Linked DNA regions of Homo sapiens: region 2 is linked to region 1. Evidence: read pairs that join two places in POLR2A ChIA-PET (ENCODE). Cell type or tissue: CD4-positive, alpha-beta T cell. All regions are shown on one strand.

Region 1 (8,000 bases):
AAATATGTCCCATAGTTAATACTGACTCTTTAGTATAATTTATCATTTAAAATAAAGCAAGCAAGAAATAAACAACTATTAACAGTGGCTGCCTCTAGAAAGCTTGGGGATGGGGGAAAAAGATCTTAGTTTTCTTCGTATCATTCTATCCTATTTGGAGATTCTGCTGCATGCATGCATTACTTTTAAATAATTTAAAAACTGATTTTGATTTCTAAAAAGTTATGGTAAGTCAGAATACCAGGTAGAAGTTAAGTAAGTCAGAATACCAAGTAGAAGTTAAGAACAAAATATATTTGTATTTACATGAATAATATTCACAATGCATTAGGTTATCAACAGAACAGTATGCATATGATCTCAAGTGTTATTAAACTACATATAAATCGTATTAAATATTTTTCACATATTTTTATATGCACCTGAAAGTGCATAAAAACACATTTGCAAGGTTACATATCGAAGTCTTAACAACAGCTGTATTTGGTGAATAGAATGAGCTCAAACTAAGAACTTTCAACATATCACTTTACAGTGTACATCTGTTCCATCTGGTTGGTTCACTCATTTTTACAATGTGTATGTATCGCATATAAAAGATAAACTGTTAGTGGACCAAAACAAAGCAGGATCTCAAAAGAGATACTTGTACACCCGTGTTCACAGCAGCACTATTCACAATAGCCGAAAGTCGGGAGCAACCAAAGTGTCCATCAACAGATAAACAAAACATGGTCTATATATACAGTGAAACATTAACCTTAAAAAGCAAGGAAATTCTGACACATGCTACAACATAGATGACTGTGAGGACGTTATGCTAAGTATATTAAGGTAGTTCATAAAAAGACAAACACTACATGATTCCACTTACATAAGGTACCTATAATACTCAAATTCATAAAGACAGAAAATAAGAATAGTGATTGCCAGTGGCTAGAGGCGAGAGGAATGAGAAGAAGTTGCTTAATGGGCACAGAGTTTCAGTTTTGCAGGATGAATACTGGAGACTGATTGTAGTGCAGGGTAGACAAGAGACAAAATTCAGGCTTAGCCCAGGAGGCTTCTTGGCTTCACCCAGGAAAGAATTCAGGGTGAACCAGTGGTGTTTGACAGCAATTTTAGTGGAAGCAGCAGCAGAAGTACTGCTCCTTGCAGAGCAGGGCTCCCCCATTAGCAGTATGACCAGAGGGCCAGCTCAGGAGCAGTTCTGTAGTCACATTTATACCTACTCTTAATTACACCTACTCTTAATTACACGCAAACTAAGGAACAGGTTCTGCAGAAATTTCTAGAAGTGGGGTAACGTCTAGGTTGTTGTCACGGAAAGGGACAGAAACTTTCAGGTGTTGCCATGGCAATGATAAACTAACATGACACTGGTGGGCATGTCTTTATGGAGAAGTGTTTTCATCTCTTCCCTGCTTCAGCTAGTCTTCACCTGGTGCAAAGTCCAAGCCCCAACTCTGGAGTCAAGTCCCGTCTCCTACCTCAGTAGGAATTTACTTAACACTATTGAACTATACATTTTTTAACAGTTAATATAGTAAATTTTTATGTCTATTTACGATTAAAATAAGTAAATTTAAGAAGCAAGTGAAATAAAAATTTAAAATAATAAATTTACAATAATAAATTAGTGGCATCAAGGGAAATACAGTCAATCCTCACCAATTCATGGATTTCACATTTATGAATTTGCCTGCTTGCACCAAAATTAATACTTGCAGCACTTTTGCAATCATATGTGGACATGCACAAAATGATGAAAAATTTGAGGTGCCCATTGTACACTTACCCACCTGAAGACAAAAAAAAGACAGCATTCTGCCTTGTTTCAGCCATCATATGGCAAACAAATGTCCTTTGGGTGGTCTATTTAGTGCCACGTTTTTGCATGTTTGTGCTTTCTGTTGGTCATTTCACTATTTAAAATAGCACTTGATCACTATGCTTAGGGCTATCTAGTATTGCTAAGTACAAAAAGGCTGCAGAGAAAATATGTGTGGGAAATAAGCTTTGTTCATATGAGTTTTAGTGCTGTTGACTCTAAATGCAATATTAATCAATCAACAATATATATTAGGAAGTTATCTTTAAACAGAAACACACAGTTACTATTGATCAGCTGACAAAAATGTTATGACCGAGGCCTACAGGAACCTAACCCTGCATATTCCCGTAGGAGCGATGCTCAGTATTTGCTAAGTCAGTGTTCAAGGCAACTATAAAGAACATAACTACAGTGAATGACAAAAATCAACTGTATCTACAAGTCAAAAAAAAAAGGGAAGGAATATTATAGGCAAAGATATTAATTTATGTCAACCACTTTAATGTGATTTTAAAACTTGTAAATGCTGTAAGTTTTTTACAGTACGTGAAGTGATGATGGGGCAGGGGGATATTTATTCCTAAATTTAAAATATTTATCAGCTAACCTTTGAAATTAAACTTTTTGTTATGTGTGAAAAGCACCTGGCTCAGTGCCTGTGCAAGTGAAAATTCAGTAAAATACTAGATTATATTTATCTCATTAAATTATTGTAACTACCATGTGAAGTAGGTAAATGAGCAAACTTTCAAGGTGATGGGAATCTGAGAATATTATCCAATTGTTTAGGTTTCAATTCAGTGAGGGTACAGCTAATTATATAAGATGGGTCTCTGATAGTTCATTCAGGCTCTAACAGAATTAAATTATCAACTGTGGTCATCTGCAATGAAGTGACTAAAGAAAACAACGCTTTGGGGAACAAGTGAGACTGGTAGAAATCTATGAAGGTCATGCCACAGATATACGAGGACAGTGGAGTGGGGATGACTGCTTCTAACAGTGTTGGAGTTAAGAAAGTGACATATTCAGGCCGGGCATGGTGGCTCATGCCTGTAATCCCAGCACTTTGGGAGGCAGGCGGATCACCTGAGGTAGGGAGTTTAAGACCAGCCTGACCAACATGGAGAAACCCCGTCTCTACTAAAAATACAAAATTAGCTGGGCATGGTGCTATATGCCTGTAATCCCAGCTACTCAGGAGGCTGGGGCACGAAAATCGCTTGAACCCCGGGAGGCGGAGGTTGGAGTGAGCTGAGATCACACCACTGCACTCCAGCCTGGGAAACAAGAGCAAAACTCCGTCTCAAAAAAAAACACAAAGTGACATATTCACAGCATAAATTTTTGACTCATGGCACTGACAAAGAAAGAGGCAGTTACTAAGTACAACATTAAAGAATCGTTCTCCATCTTAAGCCAAGGTTAGAAAACGTTTTTCTGTAAAGGGCCAGATAGTAATTCTTCCAAGGCCAAAGGTCTCTGTTGCAACTACTCAACTGTGTAGTTGTGAAGTGAAAGCAGCCATAACCTGGCCGGGCGCGGTGGCTCACGCCTGTAATCCCAGCACTTTGGGAGGCCAAGGCGGGTGGATCATGAGGTCAGGAGATCGAGACCATCCTGGCTAGCACAGTGAAACCCCATCTCTACTTTAGAAAAAAAAAAATTGGCTGGGTGTGGTAGCGGGTGCCTGTAGTTCCAGCTACTCAGAGGCTGAGGCAGGAGAATGGCGTGAACCCAGGAGGCGGAGCTTGCAGTGCGCCGAGATTGCACCACTGCACTCCAGCCTGGGCGACAGAGGGAGACTCCGTCCCAAAAAAAAAGAAAAAAAGAAAAAGAAAGCAGCCATAACCTACACATAAATTAATCAATGTGGCTGTATTTCAATAAAACTTTACACATGAAAATTTGAATTTCATGTAATTTTTAACTTGTCACAAAATAATATCATTCTTTTTTGATCTTCTTTATTCAATTATTTTAAATTATGGAAAACATTTTTAACTTGTGGATCACAAAAAAACAGGCTGGCCACATTTGGCCTGCAGACTGCAGTTTGCCAACCCCTGCTCTAAAGCTTTAAAACCAAAACTCAAATGCACAGGCTGATTTTGTTGACTGTTTAATTATAACTTCAAGTGGTACCAGGCAAGCTTAACGAACAGGAACCTAGTGGTTATCAAACTGGTTTGTCTGCAGGAACCTTGGAAAGTCCCTAAAACCGTAACATAAAGACATTCCACTATAATCCTATGTGATCTACACCAGAGGTATGAAAACTACAACCGGAGGCAAATCTGACCCACTGTGTTTTAGTAAATAAAGTTTTAATTGAACAGAAAAGCTCATTTATGTACTATTTATGGCTGCTTTAGCACTACAATGGCAGCACTGCATTGTTTTTTTCAGTGACTGTATATCTGGCTCCCTATAGAAAAAGTCTGCTAACTCCTAACCTGGGTAAACAAATATGTATGGAATACAGAGACCTGACAAGGGGGACATAAGCCACCAAGATAGAAAAATAACAGCCTCTCAAAGTTCGCAGACCCTCTAGAATAAAGGCAGTAAGGCAAGGTATCCTTTAGACAAAGCTCTATAATTACATCACAAGTACTGTGATTTCCCTCTTGGCTTTCCACAAAGATCAACAGCCCCTTACTAAGGTAACCATGTACTTGAAAAGTGAAACACCCAGACCTTTCTGGGACTATAAAAGCTAACTCTTAAATCTCTAAAAGACCCAGATAGCACCAATGTGGCACATTTGTCAGAAAGAGGAATGACAGTGGTCAAATAATAAAGTTTTGGTCAAAAGTCCATTTATCAGAGTAGATTAACCCTCCCAATTTATTGGTTATCTTCTCCAGGTGTTGAACATATAGTTGCAAAGGGCAGTCTTAGTTTTCCAACAGACAAAATTCCCATACTGATGCCATGACAGGTGGAGTTGCAGGGTAGTTTTTATCAGGAAGTCTGATGGAGATCCCAGGAGCTCTCCCTCCAAACAAAAGTAATTTGCATTCCTGAAAGAATTGTCAAAGAACTGAAAGATGCAAGGATTGCAATTCCTAGCAGGTACCTACTTAATACAACTGTCTGGCTAATACAGAAAACAAATATTTTTAGAGGATGACTGTGTTTTAATCTTAATGACTACAAGGAAGAGCTGGTATTCATATGTGATCTGCTTAGTTCAGTACCTGATATGCAGCTATCATTCTGGCAAAGGTTTCTCTATCTCTACAAACAGAATTTCAGAAGCAATTTGCTTTCATTTGGCTTGTACAGCAGTACATCTTCACTATACTGCCTCAGGTTAAGTCAGTTTTCTGGCTTTCATATGATATGCTTTGTTTGTTTTGAGATGGGAGTTTTGCTCTTGTTGCCCACGCTGGAGTGCAATGGCGTGATCTCGGCTCACTGCAACCTTTGCCTCCCGGGTTCAAGTGATTCTCCTGCCTCAGGCTCCCGAGTAGCTGGGACTACAGGCATCCGTCACCATGCCCAGGTAATTTTTTGTATTTTTAGTAGAGATGGGGGTTTCACCATGTTGGCCAGGCTGGTCTCGAACCCAGGAGGCGGAGGTTGTGGTAAGCCAAGATCACGCCACTGCACTCCAGCCTGGGCAGCTGAGCGAGACTCCATCTCAAAAAAAAAAAAAAAAAAGTTGTATTCACTACTACTTTTACCAAGATCATCAGAAAAATTCTAAATAACAGGAAGCTATCAAGCTCACAGTATCTAATAATTTTCCAAAACCCAAACTATCACGTGAAATCTCAGATTTTATCACTGGCAACAAATACCGTCCGTTGTTTTCCTTAAAGTAAAAGCTCACTTTGTTTGAGAAAATATCTCTAAAATGCTCATGTCAGAATCACCATAGTGAGTCACTGTTTCAAGCGAAAATTAAAGAAGGCTGGTTCTGCTCATAACTCAAATAATGCCCAAGAGTTTTCCCTCTGAAACCATCATACTTTTGCATTCACAAGTATTTTATGAACATTTCCCATTTCATCACAAAGACCATTAAAATGATTCAGATTCAGATCATGATTTTTTTAGATTAATACTTTTTACTGCTTCATCAAGGAGATTCCTAAGACTTTTTTTTTTTTTTTAAGAGATGTAGTCTTACTCTATCACCCAGCCTGGAGTGCAATGGCGTGATTTTGGCTCACTGCAGCCTCAACCTCCTGGACTCAAGGGATCACCACAGCTCAGCCTCCTAAGTAGCTGGGACTACAGGCACGCATCACCATGCCCAGCTAACATTTTTGGTTTTTTTATAGAGACGAGGTCTCCCTATGTTGCCCAGGCTGGTCTCAAACTCCTGTGCTCAAGCAATTCTCCTGCCTCAGCCTCTCAAAGTGCTGGGATTACAGGGATGAGCCACGATGCCCGACCAAGTAAAACTTCGTTTACTATAAATATGTGGTGATGGTGCTGCAGAACATAGTTTGAAGAAACTGCACTGATTTTTTCCTAACCAGCAAGTTTTCCAAAACATCACTTTTGAGCCAAAGTGCAAATGTCAACACAGTGAAAGAAAGTACTTATGATTATTAAATTAGTTTTACTCTGAAAGGGTCTTGGGTTCAACAGACAGCGCAAAATGTATTTCTCATTTTTGTTGTCAGCTACAGGTTGGCTACAGGCATCTTCTTCATTCTGGAATCTAGCAAAAGAAATAGTCTTTATCTGGCCCATTTTTCTTGGGGCTGAGGAAAATTAGCAAAAATCATTCATGCAATGGCTCCTAATAAGGCTTCAGCTTAGACATGACAAATAATCACTTCTACTCATCTTCCAGTGGCCAAATCAAGTTCCATGGCCATTCCTGATGTCCACAGGAACAAGGAAGTACTCCTCCCACAAATAGGAGGTCCTGTAGGGAGAAGCCAGTAAAGAAGGGAAGCAACTGTTTTTGAATAATGTGATCTACTATAAGCAACAATTAACTCTTGAGTTCCTCTCACCTCCACACCAAACAGTACCACATTTCACAGGGGACACAGAGCTACCTGGTAGCAATATGGTAACACCCAGAATCTTTCCACCATTAAGAAAGTTATCTCTGTGAAACAGACACTTAGCTTTTGTCAACAACCTTACTTATTCTGGCTACCATGGAAACAAGTCCGTTATTTTATAATTTTTTTGTTCTGAATGAAGAATCAATTTTAGGATCTAAATAACCAACTCACCAATTTAGAATATAACACAAACTTTTTATAAATTGTAGATTTTTTAGATGACAGCTAGTTAAGGATGTTGAAAGTTTAAGTACAAAAGGAGGTATACATGCTGATAGGGGACAGTTAAGTATTTACTGTTGTGGACATCTATCAAGTTTGAAAAGACTTTTTAATTTGTGGATATTTCCACGTTCTGAAATCTACTTACTATCTAAACTAGAAATTAGAATTTAAAATTCCCAGCTTCTCTTATGGCTAAAGACATGGCATACTCTTTGATCTCAAAAATAAACCTCTCAGGCACAGTGGCTCACGCCTGTAATGCCAGCACTTTGGGAGGCTGAGGTGGGTGGATAACGAGGTCAGGAGTTCGAGACCAGCCTGACCAATATGGTGAAACCCCATCTCTACTAAAAATACAAAAAATTAGCCGAGCATGGTGCCGCATGCCTGTAATTGAACCTACTCAGGAGGCTGAGGCAGGAGAATCACTTGAACCCAGGAGGGGGAGATTGCAGTGAGCCGAGATCACACTCCAGCCTGAGCAACAGAATAAGACTCGAGAAAAAAATAAAAATAATAAAAATTGGCTGGGTGCGATGGCTCACGCCTGTAATCCCTGCACTTTGGGAGGCCGGGTGGATCACCTGAGGTCAGGAGTTTGAGACCAGCCTGGCAAACATGGAGAAACCCTGCCTCTACTAAAAATGCAAAATTAGCTGGTTGTGGTGGTGCGTGCCTGTGATCCCAGCTACTCGGGAGGCTAAGGCAGGAGAATGACTTGAACCCAGGAGGCAGAGGTTGTGGTGAGCCGAGATCACGCCATTGCACTCCAGCCTGGACAAAGAAGAGCAAAACTCCCTCAAAAAAAAAGAAAAGAAAAGAAAAGAAAAAACTCCAGGAGACTTTGCTTTGCTTTAGAAGTAAGCAATGAGCAGAGCTTCCATTTCTTGCTCAGTCCCAAG
Region 2 (8,000 bases), 400 kb after region 1:
GACAGTTAATATTGATATTAATAGAGAGTACCTTAGCTACATAGCTTTCAGGATGATTATATCTTTTTTAAGCCAGCAAATGCTCATACACAAATTACTTATACAGAAGAACATTACAATGGAGATTGCATTATATCATAATTACCATCTTTGTAAAACTGTTGCATTTGAAAAATTAAGCAAAATAAAAGTTTAAGAATAATATTTGCTTATTATTTAACTTAATTGTGAATTTTCCATTATATTCAGAAAATTCTTCACAGAGATATTGTTATTGCTATCATTATTATTTACTATGATGCCAAACTTTAAAAATATGACTGGTAAGCTGAATGTGGTGGCTCATACCTCTAGGCACAGCACTTTGGAAGACAGGCAGATCACCTGAGGCCAGGAGTTCGAAACCAGCCTGGTCAACATGGTGAAACCCTGACTCTACTAAAAATACAAAAATTAGCCTGGTGTGGGGGTGCACGCCTGTAGTCCCAGCTACTCAGGAGGCTGAAGCAATAGAATCACTTGAACCCAGGAGGCAGAGGTTGGCGTGAACCAAGATCAGGCCACTGCACTTCAGCCTGGGCAACAGAGTAAGACTCTGTCTCAAAAAATAATAATAATAATAATAAAAGACTGATAGCACTTTTTAAAAGTCAGGTTTAATGACGAATAGTTTATATATGGTGAAAGTCACCCTCTGTAGGCCTACAATTTTTAGCTTTGACAAAGGTAAACAATTGATTTCATAATTGATCATAATCAAAGTATAGGATTTTCCTGTATTAGTTTGCTAGGGCTGCCATAACAAAGTACCCCAAACGGTGTGGCTTAGACTACAGAAATTTATTTTCTCACAGTTCTGGAGGCTGGAGTGTCCAAGATTAAGTTGCAGGCAGGCTCGGTTTCTCCTGTGGCCTCCCTTCTTGGCTGTGTCTTCACTTAGTCTTTCCTCTGTGTGTGCACATATATGGTGTCTCTCTGTCCAGGTTTCCTCCTCTCATAAGGATACCAGTCAGATTGTGTTAGGCCCACCTACAGACCTCATTTTAACTCAATTATCTCTTTAAAGATCCTATCTCCAAATACAGTCCCATTCTGAACTACTGGGGGTTAGGGCTTCAACACATGAATTGAGGTGGGGTTGCAGGGGCGGACAAAATTGAGCCTATAACAATTTCTATCACCCCCATAAGTCCTCTCATGCCCCTTTGCAGTCCATCCCCTTCTCCGATGTCAGCCTCTGGCAACACTGGCCTATTTCTTGTGCCTATAGTTTTGCTTTTTCTAGACTGTCATGTAAATGAAATCTTACAGCCCTCTCCTGAGGGATGCCTGCTTGCTGCATGGAGGTGGTAGCACCGTCCTGGTGCAGGCACCACCCTGGTGTAGGACCAATTACATGGAAGTGGCAAGTCTAAACTCCAAAGTTGTCAGTGCCCTCAGAGTCAGTGTGGTTGCGAGCTGGACACCTACAAACTCTCACCAGGAGCAGCTGTACTAACCAAGCCAAATCCCTGTTACCCTGGGCAAAGCATCCCTGCAAGGGAGCAAAAGCAACAACAATCCATTTGGTGGGTGAGATGGATTCACTGGTACTGATCCAGGCAGGGAAAGCCAAATGGCCGCCCCTTCTACCCTGGGCACCCGACTCCCCAGTGCCTGGAGGCCTGGGTCAGCCCCTTTGGCTGCCCTTTTCTAGACCATGGATGTCGTCCCCCTTATGCTAGGCCTTTCTTCAGATGGTTTACAAGACAATTGATGAAGTCACCACTTTAATAACATTCATGGCCATTGCCAGTTGTATACTACTCATAATGTGGCAGGCATTAGATTAAATGTTTTAGGTAAGTTGTAGAGAATCCCCATAATAACATAGTTAATTATTCTCTTTATTCAGCTGGGCCTTCTTAAAAATGAGATGTAAGTGTTTCTACAATTTGGGGATACATAAGTGGATGTTTAAAGGGCTTAAGGTATTTGCCAAGCTCCTACATCCTTCTTAAATTTAAACTTATTTTCTGGTACCAACACTCTAGTGTGGTGATTAGACTTCCTAAATTTTCTCCTGTTTGCTTGGTCTTTTTCTGAGACGGAGTTGTTCTTTCTCGTTGCCTAGGCTGGAGTGCAGTGGCGCCATCTTTGCTCACTGCAACCTTTACCTCCTGGGTTCAAGCAATCCTCCCACCGCAGCCTCCATAGTAGCTGGGACTACAGGAGTCTGCCACCATGACTGGGTAATTTTTTTGTATTTTTATTAGAGATGGGCTTTCACCATATTGGCCAGACTGGTCTCGAATTCCTGACCTCAGGTGACCTGCCCGCCTCAGCCTCCCAAAATGTTGGGATTACAGGCATAAGCCACTGGACCCAGCCTTGTTTGTTTAATGGGACAACAGGAAAATCCTCATCATGAGCTCTTGCCACCCCTACCCTGAACAGAGATCCAGTTGCCCTGTGACTACAGTAAGGAAGAGGTTAGAAGATGAGATGATCATGACAAATAATAACCATAAAATCATTTCCCTTCTCTTTTCTAGAACACATTACAACTAGCAAAATATTTTTAAATTCGTGGCCTCATTTGATCCTGTCAGCATAGCTATTTTTGCTCTTTCCTGTCTAAAGGAAACCCTTTAGTATGGGTTCATAGAAACACAGTCCTGTAGAATTGGAAGATACCAGATAAATTATTTTTTTCTTTAAAGTCTTAACATTACAGAGAGAAATTCTTAGCCCAGAGGCCATGGAATTAATGAAATTCTTTTTTTACAAATGAGGAAGCCGAGGCCAGGAAAATTTTGGTAACTTGATCAGTCACAGAAATGGATTCCTGGTTGCCTGATTCTCAATGTACTGTTCGTCCCATGCTTCCACCTGCCTTCAGACATAGAGTCAGGTTAGGGCCCAGCGTGATGGCTCATGCCTGTAATCCCAGCATCCTGGATAGGCCGAGGTGGGCGGATCACCTGAGGCGGGGAGATCGAGACCAGCCTCACCAACATGAAGAAACCCTGTCTCTACTAAAAATACAAAATCAGCCAGGCAGGGTGGCGCATGCCTGTAATTCCAGCTATTTGGGAGGCTGAGACAATAGAATCACTTGAACCCGGGAGGCAGAGGTTGTGGTGAGCCAAGATCACACCATTGCACTCCAGCCTGGGCAACAAAAGTGGAAACTCTGTCTCAAAAAAAAAAAAAAAAAAGAGGTTAGATTCCCACCATTTTTTTTTCTGGCCTAAGTCACATTTGACATATGGGATTCATTTTATGTTCCAACTCTAATATGTTTGAAGCAGTTACCAAAAGCATTGTGTTGAGCAGGATTTTGAATCTGCATCTGGGCTTAATGGGAACAGTGTCGTACTTGATTACTGACGTTCTGCCATGGATTCAGGTTGGGGAGAGTAGCAGCACCCGAGTCTGCTGCCCTGGGTTAAGGCACTGCCACTCCAGGAGACTTTTGTTTTGTTTTGTTTTAATAGAAACATCTTTTGGAATACTATATCACCATTAACAACTTGTGGTAAATAAATTTTATCAGCAATTAGTAACTACTGGAGATAGGCAAGTTTTGAAGAGAGACAGAAAATACATGGGTCTGACGCTGGACAAATTGTTCATGGGGCAGAGGTAAGTGAGGAGCTGTGGAAATGGTGGGTGAGGGTCTGGGACAGGAGCAGAAACAATTAGACGCAGCATGAGGGCCTCAGATGTCTACAGCAGAGCTATGGCTAGCACCAACAGGCAAAAAGGATTCTGAAATTGGAGGTGGGAAGGCGCTAAGATGACTGACCATACTGGATTTTCTGAGATGCAGGACTTTCAGTTTGAAAACAGACTGTCCTGTGCGAATCAGAAACACTAATCACCCTAAAAGGCACTAGCAAAAATTTTTCATACTTCATTGTTTGTTGTGTCATGCCGTTGGTCAATGTATTAATAAACTATTGGTATAATAAAGCTACAAAACAAACAGCCCCCGAAATCTTAGCGGCTTTCAACCACAAACATTTCTCTTTTTGCTCTGCAAGCCTACTCTGGTTTGGCTGATCGAGACTGGACTCAGCTGGACTCTAGCTTGAGAATTGAATGTAAGTCTCCTCTGCATGCTTCTTCATTCCTCACTCATGTTTTTTCTAGGGCAATTTATTCTTCTAGAAATGGTAAGCACAAGAGGCCAAGGCAAATTTTACAAACACACTGAAAGCCTTGGTTCACATCAAATGCACTAACATTCCGTTGACTTAAGCAAGTCATGTGCCCAGACCCAACATCAGTGGTGTGGAGAAATGTGCACCACTTACTCTGATGCAGTATTATTGCCAGGTTATCTGGTAAAGCGCATGGATGTGTATTCCTTCTATATGGAGGGAGTGAAGAGTGTGAACAATAATCTATAGAGTCAGTAAGTAACTTGAGTGTACAGACTCAGCCAGACATATCTGTGTTTCTCCAGTGTCTGGCATGGTAGGTGTCCCATAACTATTTGGTGAATGAATGAATGAATGCCTCCAAAATAGAATTTCCTGTGATGAAGTGGTACATGTTCCCAGTTTTTAAAAACGTTATTTGGTCCCTCTATCATTAGATATCAGGAACTCCTAAAGGACTGCTGAAAAGCCGATGTCTTGGCTATCAGGAAAGCTTTCCTTCCCCTGACCTCCTATTACCCCTTATTGTCTGTTTTTTTTTTTTTTAATTTTCTTCTACTTCTCGTCTTCTGGCTAGCCAGCAGCTCTTGGAATCCTGGGGGAGTGTGAGAGATGTCCTTGGCCCTTCTCATACCAGGAGGACAAAGTTACCTACCTATTCCAGGGACTGGTGGGAATTGCCTTTTATCTCCCTTTTCCCCTCCAACTCCCTTCCTCAGTACCTCACCCAGTGGTTGGCACATGGCTGGCTGGTGTTCCAAAAATATTTCTTGACTTAAAAGCCAAGCATGTGATTTTAAAACTTTGTGTTGCTGTTTCAGAATTAAATGCAGACGTTACCACCTCCTCTGCTCCTCTGCCCCCATGGTCTTTGTGTGTGTGTGTGCGCGCGCGCGCGCGCGTGTGTGTGTTGTGGATTTGCTGAACTCATTCTAAATGTTTTCCATGATCCTATGCATTACAGCTCTAATTCTGGATACTTTTGAAATTCTTTTCCTAAGCAATGAAAAGGACAGCTAGCGGGGGGAGAAAGATAGAAAAAGTTAGCCAAGTGTTAGAAGAGCCCGCATGGAAGTTGAACCCTCTGTGGCACACAAAGGAATTCAGAAGCCTCTATTTCCTTTAGCAAGAACTCAGGTGTTCTTTTATACTTGAGTTACAAAGTACACCGGAAAGAGTCAAGGCTCGGAGCATTTAAGGTCAAACTTGGCTTTCAGCTCTGAAGACTTCCAAAAAAGAAAGTCTGAGCTTATTGCACAGCAGAAGCCACAGTCTCTTTTCAAGCTAGGAAATTTATTCAGAGGCTCAAAATAAAGCCACTGGATGGAACCAACTGTCCTCTCTGTCCAGCCACTGCACCCTCCTGTTTACTCCTTTTCACACAAAGTTGAAGGAGACAAGTGAACACCAGTCCCTCTCCCTATTCAAAATAGACATGTTCCTGAAGAGTTGGCAGGATAATACATTTTAATATGGAGAAATATATTTTCTCACTGACTTCAACAAAACAGAGGAATATAACTTGCAACAAAAAGGTGGCATCTAGGGCCTGGCATGTTGGCTCACACCTGTAATCCCAACACTTTGGGAGGCTGAGGTGGGCGGATCACGAGGTCAGGAGTTCGAGACCAGCTTGGGCAACATGGTGAAACCCCGTGTCTACTAAAAATACAAAAATTAGCCGTGCGTGGTGGTGCACGCCTGTAATCCCAGCTACTCAGGAGGCTGAGGCAGGAGAATCACTTGAACCTGGGAAGTGGAGGTTACAGTGAGCCAAGATCATGCCACTGCACTCCAACCTGGGTGACAAGAGCAAGACTCCATCTCGGGAAAAAAAGAAAAAAAAAAAGGTGGCATCTAAATGTTATCATACCACATGACAGAATGAGACAAAGAGAGGACACACAATGTTAAATTCATTTAACAAGAACTACTAATTATGGATACTATGGATGCTAATGCACATGCCGTTTTGTGAAATATTGCTAACAGGTGCAAGGTATTAAAACTGTGAGGATGGAGTTGGTGTGGGGTCAGGTCAGGGACTGGACCGCCTTCAGGGATTGGGATTCAGGTGTTTTAGAGTTGTGATTTCTCCATCCCTATGCCTTCTTCCTCTCCTTTTTATTTTCCGGTGTAACAGCCAGGTAAATGGAAAGAAACTCTGCATACTTTTTAGCACTTGTGATCATTTTCACGTCTTCAAACCCTAAGGAGTATAACACACTCCCATCATTAATGATAACTCATTATGACAGTGATTTTTCACTGGAGTGAGTGTCTACGGGAGTGTCTGTGTACTTAGAAAAGCCTTCAGAGTAACGTCCCTGCCCCACCCCACTTGCTAATCACCGTTTGTGACATACATAGGTCATTTACTACTTGTTTTTACTGTCTGGGTCTCTAATTAACTTGGTCAGGCACTCTTTATGCCTCAGTTTCCCCAGTTGTGAAGTGGACATAGTGATACTTTCTTTACCAAAAAGTCTGAAGTGGCGCAGTTCTATTTCCAGACAGCAATTGGAGACGTGTAAGGTGTTATTTGGGTTGTTCCAGTAACTGAGCTTAATGACATGTAACACCCCTGGCCACTCCCAGTAATACCAGTCATATTTCTGGTACTATTGGTATTAGTACTGTTATGAGTGGGGGGGGGGGGGGCTAGGGGTGCTAAATGTCCTACAGTGCATGAGATGGTCTCACCCAATGATAATTTGTCCCACCCAATGATAATTTGTCCCACCCAAAATGAGAAACACAGCAGAGCAATATAAGCATGCTGTGAAAAGTCTAAAATGGTGATGAAAGCAAAGGAGTAATGTTTCTGTGCCATTATGTCTGAGAGTACTGTGGTGGTTCCTTGAAAAGTTGCTGCTTATATTCATAATTGCAAAAATGTGGAACCAGCCCAAATGTCCGCCAATCAATGAGTGGATAAAGAAAATGTGATGGCCAGGTGCGGTGGCTCACGCCTGTAATCTCAGCACTTTGGGAGGCCAAGGCGGGCAGATCACGAGGTCAGGAGTTCGAGAACAGCCTGACCAACATGGTGAAACCTCATCTCTGCTAAAAATACAAAAATTAGCCAAGCGTGGTGGTGTGCACCTGTAATCCCAGCTACTGAGGAGGCTGAAGCAGGAGAATTGCTTGAATCCAGGAGGCAGAGCTTGCAGTGAGCCGAGATTGCGCCACTGCACTCCAGCCTGGGTGACAGAGCGAGACTTCATCTCAAAAAAAAAAAAAAAAAGTGATATATATACACACACACACATACATACACACACACACACACACACAATAGAATACTACTCAGCCATAAAAAGGAATGAAATAATGGCATTTGCAGCAACCTAGATGGAATTGGAGACCATTATTCTAAGTGAAATAATTCAGGAATGGAAAACCAAACATTGTATGTTCTCACCCTTAAGTGGGAGCTAAGCTATGAGGATGCAGAGGCATAAGAATGATATAATGGACTTTGGGGACTCAGGGAAAAGGGTGGGAAGGGGATGAGGGATAAAAGATTATACAGTGGGTACAGTGTACACTGCTTGGGTGATGGCTGCACAAAAGTCTCAGAAATCACCACTAAAGAAATTATTCATGTAACCAAACACCACCTGTTCCCCAAAAACCTTTTGAAATGAAAATTAAAAAACAAGAAACAAACTCCTCAGGTTGTAGACATGAGCTGTTAAAAAACAACAAAAAACAAACATTTAATCTGAATCACATGGGAAAGGCAGGAGACACTGTAAACTTCTTTCCCTTATTAAATTCAAATCTCTTACAATTAAGAAAGGAGAAAAATCATAAAATATATGTATAAAACTTACATTACTTTAAAAC

What was found. ChIA-PET counts read pairs that join two places held together with the same protein. Peaks named below come from ENCODE experiments on the same cell type or tissue, not always from the same donor. Only the 100,000 strongest peaks of a DNase experiment are listed, where the experiment ranks them.
Region 2: POLR2A ChIA-PET joins it to region 1 with 6 read pairs; 2 of 35 experiments call an interaction of 5 or more read pairs at or near these places.

Annotation. Positions count from the first base shown.
Region 1 is chr3:177,141,105-177,149,104 of GRCh38, forward strand. The region is part of intron 1 of TBL1XR1 (TBL1X/Y related 1); the gene reads right to left. Among named protein-coding and RNA genes, the nearest start is that of TBL1XR1, 52 kb to the right of the region's middle. RefSeq lists a silencer at 3,437-3,731. In CD4-positive, alpha-beta T cell, no CTCF peak of the experiment used is centred here; DNase peaks (open chromatin) are centred at 1,337, 4,017, 4,487 and 5,687; H3K4me3 peaks cover 1,074 bases; H3K27ac peaks cover 2,427 bases.
Region 2 is chr3:177,542,845-177,550,844 of GRCh38, forward strand. The region is part of intron 2 of LINC00578 (long intergenic non-protein coding RNA 578); the gene reads left to right. Among named protein-coding and RNA genes, the nearest start is that of LINC00578, 100 kb to the left of the region's middle. In CD4-positive, alpha-beta T cell, no CTCF peak of the experiment used is centred here; no DNase peak of the experiment used is centred here.